2 separate regions of the Homo sapiens genome follow, and region 1 is linked to region 2. The links are chromatin contacts, found by Hi-C or POLR2A ChIA-PET in ENCODE. All regions are on one chromosome and are shown on one strand. Each heading gives the region's core, a stretch centred on a gene start or an enhancer-like site at or near the end of the contact. The rest is flanking DNA. Distances are from core to core; before and after follow the strand shown.

Region 1 (3,204 bases), core at 259-2,758, 7.9 Mb after region 2:
AAACCTCCTACATAACATAGGTCTACAAAGACTCTTGGGGAATATATTTCCCTCCCAAACATATTCATTTGAGACACAATTATCAAAACATTTGTTCAGGCCAGGCGCAGTGGGTTCCACCTGTAATCCCAGCAGTTTGGGAGGCCAAGGCAGGCAGATCACTTGAGGTCAGGAGTTTGAGACCAGCCTGGCCAACACGGTGAAACCCCGTCTCTACTAAAAACACAAAAACTATCTGGACATGGTGTCGCATGCCTATAATCCCAGCTACTCGGAAGCTGAAGCCAGAGAATCTCTTAAACCTGGGCAGTGGAGGTTGTAGTGAGCCAAGATTGTGCCACTGCACTCCAGCCTGGGCAACAGAGCAAGACTCAGTCTCAAAAAAAAAAAATTGTTCAGCACACGAACTTTAGACACATTTTATCTGACACCACAAGTCATTCCAAGAGATGAATATACACAGTATCCCTCTGAAAGCTACTTGTCTTCCAGATGTAAAGACATCTGTCTCCATCATTGGAGACAGAATGCTAGTGTTTTGAAATAACCTGTGCTTAGGATGTTGGAGCACAGAAATGCTGCACTTAATTTTGGTACCCACCTCTAGTGCAGGGATTAGTTAGCAACTTTTTCTACAGGTCAGCCAGTAAATATTTTAGGTGTTGCAGGCCATATGGTTTCTGTTGCAACTACTCAACTCTGCCTGTGTATCACAAAAGCAGCCATAGATAATCTGTAAACAAATGAGTGTGACTGTGTTCCAATAAAACTTTATTTACAAAAACAGTGGGCTGGATTTGGCCTGTGGCTATAGTTTATTTCTGCTCTAGAGGACTCTCCTCACTATAATAAAAAAAGTTCTTCCCAGGTTATCACTGTGAAGATATCATTAAGTGGGACACTGTCAAGAGGCTGGTTGACGTTTCACTAGTTCTTCCTGGTTTATACACATCCAAGAAATCTCATTATTTCCATTAACACAAAGATACCAAGAAAGGACATGAATGTTTTTTAAGATCATTTTATCTCAGTACATCAGAATGGCCCAAATCCTTCCAGAATCCTCTCATGTACACTGGGATTGTCTGCTCCACTTGACAGCAGATGGGGTGCAGGTCCTGGAAATGCTTACCTAGTTTCTCCTTTCTCTGTAGTTAGTACTGTATCTGCTGTTGTAAACAAAGCTTTTCAGCCCTTGAGCATGTTAAGATGTAACCTGAAACCAGGTTTGCAAGTTTATTTGTGAAGTAATTTGAAGGAATAGGAAGAATTTGAAGGAATAGGAAAAACAGAGACTTTGAAGTCAGAGCAACCAAGCATCAAATATAGGCTCCTTCCCTTTCTTGCTATGTAACTTTGGGCAGTTTGCATAACCTCTCTGAGCCTTAATTTCCTTATCCACTAAGTGGTAATAATAATTACTTCTACCTCATGGCATTGTCAGCAGTCACTGCCATTTTCTAAGTTCTAACCACAGGTCAGGCACTGTGATGAGTGTTCATTCATTTAACATCCAAAACAGACCACAGCTAGTTTATAGATGAGGAAGTGAAGATGAGATCACATGCTGGTATTCTCTTCCCCTTTTCACCAGAATGGGTCCCTCATAGAGGTATCTGCAACCAACTCAAGGGAGCCACTGGACAGGGATAAAAAAAGGCCATTTGACTCATGTTATTGAAGGAGTGGAATGTTCTTTGCTCTTTTGTCTCTCTGAGCTGGATAAAGGGAGGAACAAGTTCCCTGGGAGTTGATGTACAAAGCTGCCCAGAGTTGACTCTAGCTGAGGATGTGTTTGGGACTGCATGAGGCCATCTCTGAGAGGCTAACAGCAGCTGCTCTGACATTCTCTCTGATCTAGGCCTTTTTTTTTTTTTTTTTTTTGGTGCCTATTATAGCTCATGATTGGTTTTACAATATAATTCCCCAGCCTGTGTAACATTCATCATTCCAGATTCAGCTCTGAACACTTTTTAAAAAATATATATCAACTGCATGATATGTGTCAATGACCCCTGAATATGAGATATTCTATCCTTGAAAGGAAAGACTTGGAGGAGCCTTCTCTCCTGGCATCCCTGGACTGCGTAAGGCTGTTTAGTCACCATCACCATTGCCTCTTTTTTTTTTTTTTTTTGTGAGAAGGAGTTTTGCACTTGGTGCCCAGGCTGGAGTGCGGTGGCGCAAACTCTGCCTCCCAGGTTCGAGCAATTCTTCTGCCTCAGCCTCCCAAGTAGCTGGGATTACAGGCATGCACCACCACGCCCGGCTAATTTTGTATTTTTAGTAGAGACAGGTTTTCACCATGTTGGCCAGGCTGGTCTCGAACTCCTGAACTCAGGTGATCTGCCTGTCTCGTTCTCCAAAAGTGCTGGGATTATAGGCGTGAGCCACCATGCCCAACCACCATGGCCTCTTTCTAGACACCGTTCTGACCACCACTCTCTCCTGCCCGCAGACGTCCAGTAGGTGGCTGGCAGAGTAAAGGCCAAGCTTCCCAGTTTCATTCACAAGGCCCTTCATAATTTGGCCCTAACATCTTTTCAACTTTGTCTCATACTACTGCCCAGCATGACTCCATAAGACAAGTTAGGCTGCCTTACACACTCCCACAGAACAGAATAGCAATTTCTGGTCCTTTCACATATTGACATCCTTGGCTAGAAACTTCTCCAGTCCTTAATGGTTTCCTGGAACATACACACTCCTCAACATGCACACACACACACACACACACACTCCACACACATGCACACACATAGATTTAAGAACATACACACAAATAAATTTAAATATATATAAGCAATAACTAATTTATGTTTGGTCTCATTTTCAACAAATACTCCAAGGCCGGCCATGGTAGCTCATGCCTGTAATCCTAGCACTTTGGGAGGCTGAAGCAGGCGGGTGGCTTGAGGTCAGGAGTTCGAGACCAGTCTGGCCAACATGATGAAACCCCATCTCTACTAAAAACACAAAAATTAGCCGGGCGTGGTGGCGGGCACCTGTAGTCCCAGCTACTTGGGAGGCTGAGGCAGGAGAATCACTTGAACCACGGGGGGCAGCGGTTGCAGTGAGCCAAGATCACGCCACTGTTCTCCAGCCTGGGCGATGGAGCGAGGCCGTGTCTCAAAAAAATTAAAAAAGAAAAAGAAATACTCCAGAAAAGCTAGGTATACTAGAAAAACAGTCAAGAATTAAAAC
Region 2 (2,877 bases), core at 325-2,824:
TACCAACTGTACACTCAGGGGACTTTACAGCCCTATAGTAACAAATGGTTTTGCCCTATAGTAACAAATGGTTTTTCTGGACACTCTAGGTTCTAAGACCCAATCTCAGACGGGAAGAGACCAACAATATAGATAAATCCCACAGACATAATGCTGGGAGAAAGACATTAAACACTTAAAAAGTACACACTGTCTAATTCCAGTTAAGCAGAGTTCAAACTCCACATAGTGGCTACCCTTGGAGGGATAATGGCCGGAAGGGGGCACAGTGGAGTCCAGGTATTAGTAATATTCTGTTTCGTGATCTGGGTGCAAGTTACACATGTGCCTTCAATCTGTGAAAATGAATCAAAATGTACACTTACCATATGTGTATAAGTTATACTCCAAAAAAAGTTTTTAAAAGGAAAAGATAAAGTGGTAGCATGTCACAGAGCAGCCTCCACTTAACTGAGGCTCTGAAAGTGGCATATGTCCACTATTTAGGCCAGTTCCTTAACCTCTCTGAGACACATCTTCCATCTGTAAATGAGGATAACTCTTATACTCACAGGCTCCTTTTGAGAGTTATGTGAGTTACTGCTTGTATTTAGCCTGGTGCACAGAGGATGGTGGTTCAAACCACTGATGTCCTGCTATCCAGTCTCTGCCCAGTGCCACCTCTGTGCAACTCAGGAAGGAACGATCAGTTCTGACATGATCAGAGATGACTACCTTTCTATAATCTGGCAGAGCAGAGCGTTGTCTGCCCGACCCCCTGCTGCACTCCCTTTATCTCCTCCTTCCCCAACCAAAGCCCTTCAGCCCCGCCCAGCAGGTCCCAACAGTCTCCTCAGCCATGTGCCTTCTGACTAAATCCACATCTTCCACCATAATAGCCATCTTCAACCAATATCTTGTCTACTGTTTTCACTGTATTATCACAGATGTCACCACTTCCTACCACTCACCACTGTTCCTGGGCCCCTGATACTGACAGTCACCCCAGCCCAGAGAATGAGAGGTCCAGGGCAATCCCCGAGAAGTGGGTGTGAGCCAGAGTGTGATGTGTCCTGTAAGACTTCAGAATGGTTTTAAGATGAACATCCCGGCAGCACATTCATAAGAAAAAAAGAAACTGTTGGGGCTTCACATGGGGGAAATTCCACCTTCTTTATCTTGGTGTCCCAGAAGGGGCATAACGAGGTGAGACAATTATGCCCCTTTCCTCTCTTAGGGATCAGCTGAGGGCCTACTAAAATTTCAGATTCATTTTGGGCTAATTTTTAATACATGAATTCATTCTAAAATTCACTGGGGGGTTCTTGCATAAATGTGTAAGATTTTAAAGGGAGAGGAGGCATGGATGGCCAGAGGAGAAAAAAAGTCCAATATTCAAATGAAGCCAAAAGTTGAAATTACACACATGCTGATCAACAGGTAGTATGCATTTTGAAAACTTCGCTGAACATCCTGGCTGCCTAAGCAGTTTTTGTTGCCCCAAAACTGAGGAGCTCTACTTGGTATTAAGACCAAAGAAAACAATTTTCTTGTGAGAGTCCCCATGAAGGGGACAATGTGTGATAGGGTAGACGTAACCTCAAAAATATCCTCACTCCACGTTCCTGTCCCTGGGAGGGGCACACTGAATACTTACGAATACTTAGGAATGAAGTGCTCTTGTATCCAAAACCTGCTTTCAGATGGTTGGGCAAAAGGGAACAGAAACAGAGAGGGAAGGAGAGGGAGGGAGAAGGAAAGCTGGGGAGAAGGAAAGGAAAGCCGCGGGGAGAAGGAAAGGAAAGCCAGGGGGAGAAGGAAAGGAAAGCCGCGGGGAGAAGGAAAGGAAAGCCGGGGGGAGAAGGAAAGGAAAGCCGGGGGGAGAAGGAAAGGAAAGCCGCGGGGAGAAGGAAAGGAAAGCCGGCGGGATGAAGGAATATGAAATGCCGGGGGGAGAAGGAAAGGTAAAGCCGCGGGGAGTAAGGAAAGGAAAGTCCGGGGTAGTAAGGAAAGGTAAAGCCGGGGGGATGAATGGAAAGGTAATGCTCGGCGGGAGAATGGAAAGGAAAGCCGGGGGGAGAAGGAAAGGAAAGCCGGCGGGAGAAGGAAAGGAAAGCCGCGGGGAGAAGGAAAGGAAAGCCGCGGGGAGAAGGAAAGGAAAGCCAGGGGGAGAAGGAAAGGAAAGCCAGGGGGAGAAGGAAAGGAAAGCCGGCGGGAGAAGGAAAGGAAAGCCAGGGGGAGAAGGAAAGGAAAGCCGGGGGGAGAAGGAAAGGAAAGCCAGGGGGAGAAGGAAAGGAAAGCCGCGGGGAGAAGGAAAGGAAAGCCGCGGGGAGAAGGAAAGGAAAGCCGCGGGGAGAAGGAAAGGAAAGCCGGCGGGAGAAGGAAAGCCAGGGAGAAGTGGTGACATGGAAGTGGTAACCTTAAACATTAGTGAAACTGGCCAGGAGCAGTGGCTCACGCCTGTAATCCCAACAGTTTGGGAGGCCGAGGCAGGCGGATTATGAGGTTAGGAGATCGAGACCATTCTGGGTAACACAGTGAAACCCCGCCTCTAGTAAAAACACAAAAAATTAGCCGGGCGTGGTGGCGCGCACCTGTAATCCCAGCTACTCAGCAGGCTGAGGCAGGAGAATCGCTTGAACCCGGGAGGCGGAGGTTGCAGTGAGCAGAGATCGCGCCACTGCACTCCAGCCTGGGCGACAGAGCAAGACTCTGCCTCAAAAAAAAAAATTAGTAAAATTAGGTGAGGGGTGTAAGGGTGTTTACCGTATTGATCGACTTTAACTGAAAAAAAAAGGTTTAATTCAGTAGGAAAAAGAAAAAAATGATATATTCGTACCCCCGAAACACAGTGAGTCCCAGGGACTTGGAAGGGTCCTATCAACTGGGTCCATTGCC

The links. Hi-C counts contacts between places; a loop is a spot of excess contacts on that map. ChIA-PET counts read pairs that join two places held with the same protein, here RNA polymerase II (POLR2A). Pooled maps may share reads with other maps.
Region 1: a loop to region 2 is called in a pooled map, with 4 times the contacts of the local background. The contact joins two enhancer-like sites. A Hi-C loop is called at or near these places in 1 of 37 single-sample maps with no recorded cell type and 2 of 50 pooled maps. POLR2A ChIA-PET finds 5 or more read pairs at or near these places in 1 of 52 experiments (activated naive CD4-positive, alpha-beta T cell).

What each region holds. Positions count from the first base shown.
Region 1 is chr10:67,771,588-67,774,791 of GRCh38, forward strand. No RefSeq gene overlaps it. Among named protein-coding and RNA genes, the nearest start is that of TRS-TGA1-1, 8.7 kb to the left of the region's middle. Within about 2 kb of position 1,509, at least 3 of the 41 ENCODE cell types and tissues checked have a DNase peak (open chromatin) inside an H3K27ac peak, as active enhancers do.
Region 2 is chr10:59,880,262-59,883,138 of GRCh38, forward strand. All of the region lies in intron 1 of CCDC6 (coiled-coil domain containing 6), which reads right to left. Among named protein-coding and RNA genes, the nearest start is that of CCDC6, 25 kb to the right of the region's middle. RefSeq lists enhancers at 773-822, 1,053-1,202. Within about 2 kb of position 1,575, at least 2 of the 41 ENCODE cell types and tissues checked have a DNase peak (open chromatin) inside an H3K27ac peak, as active enhancers do.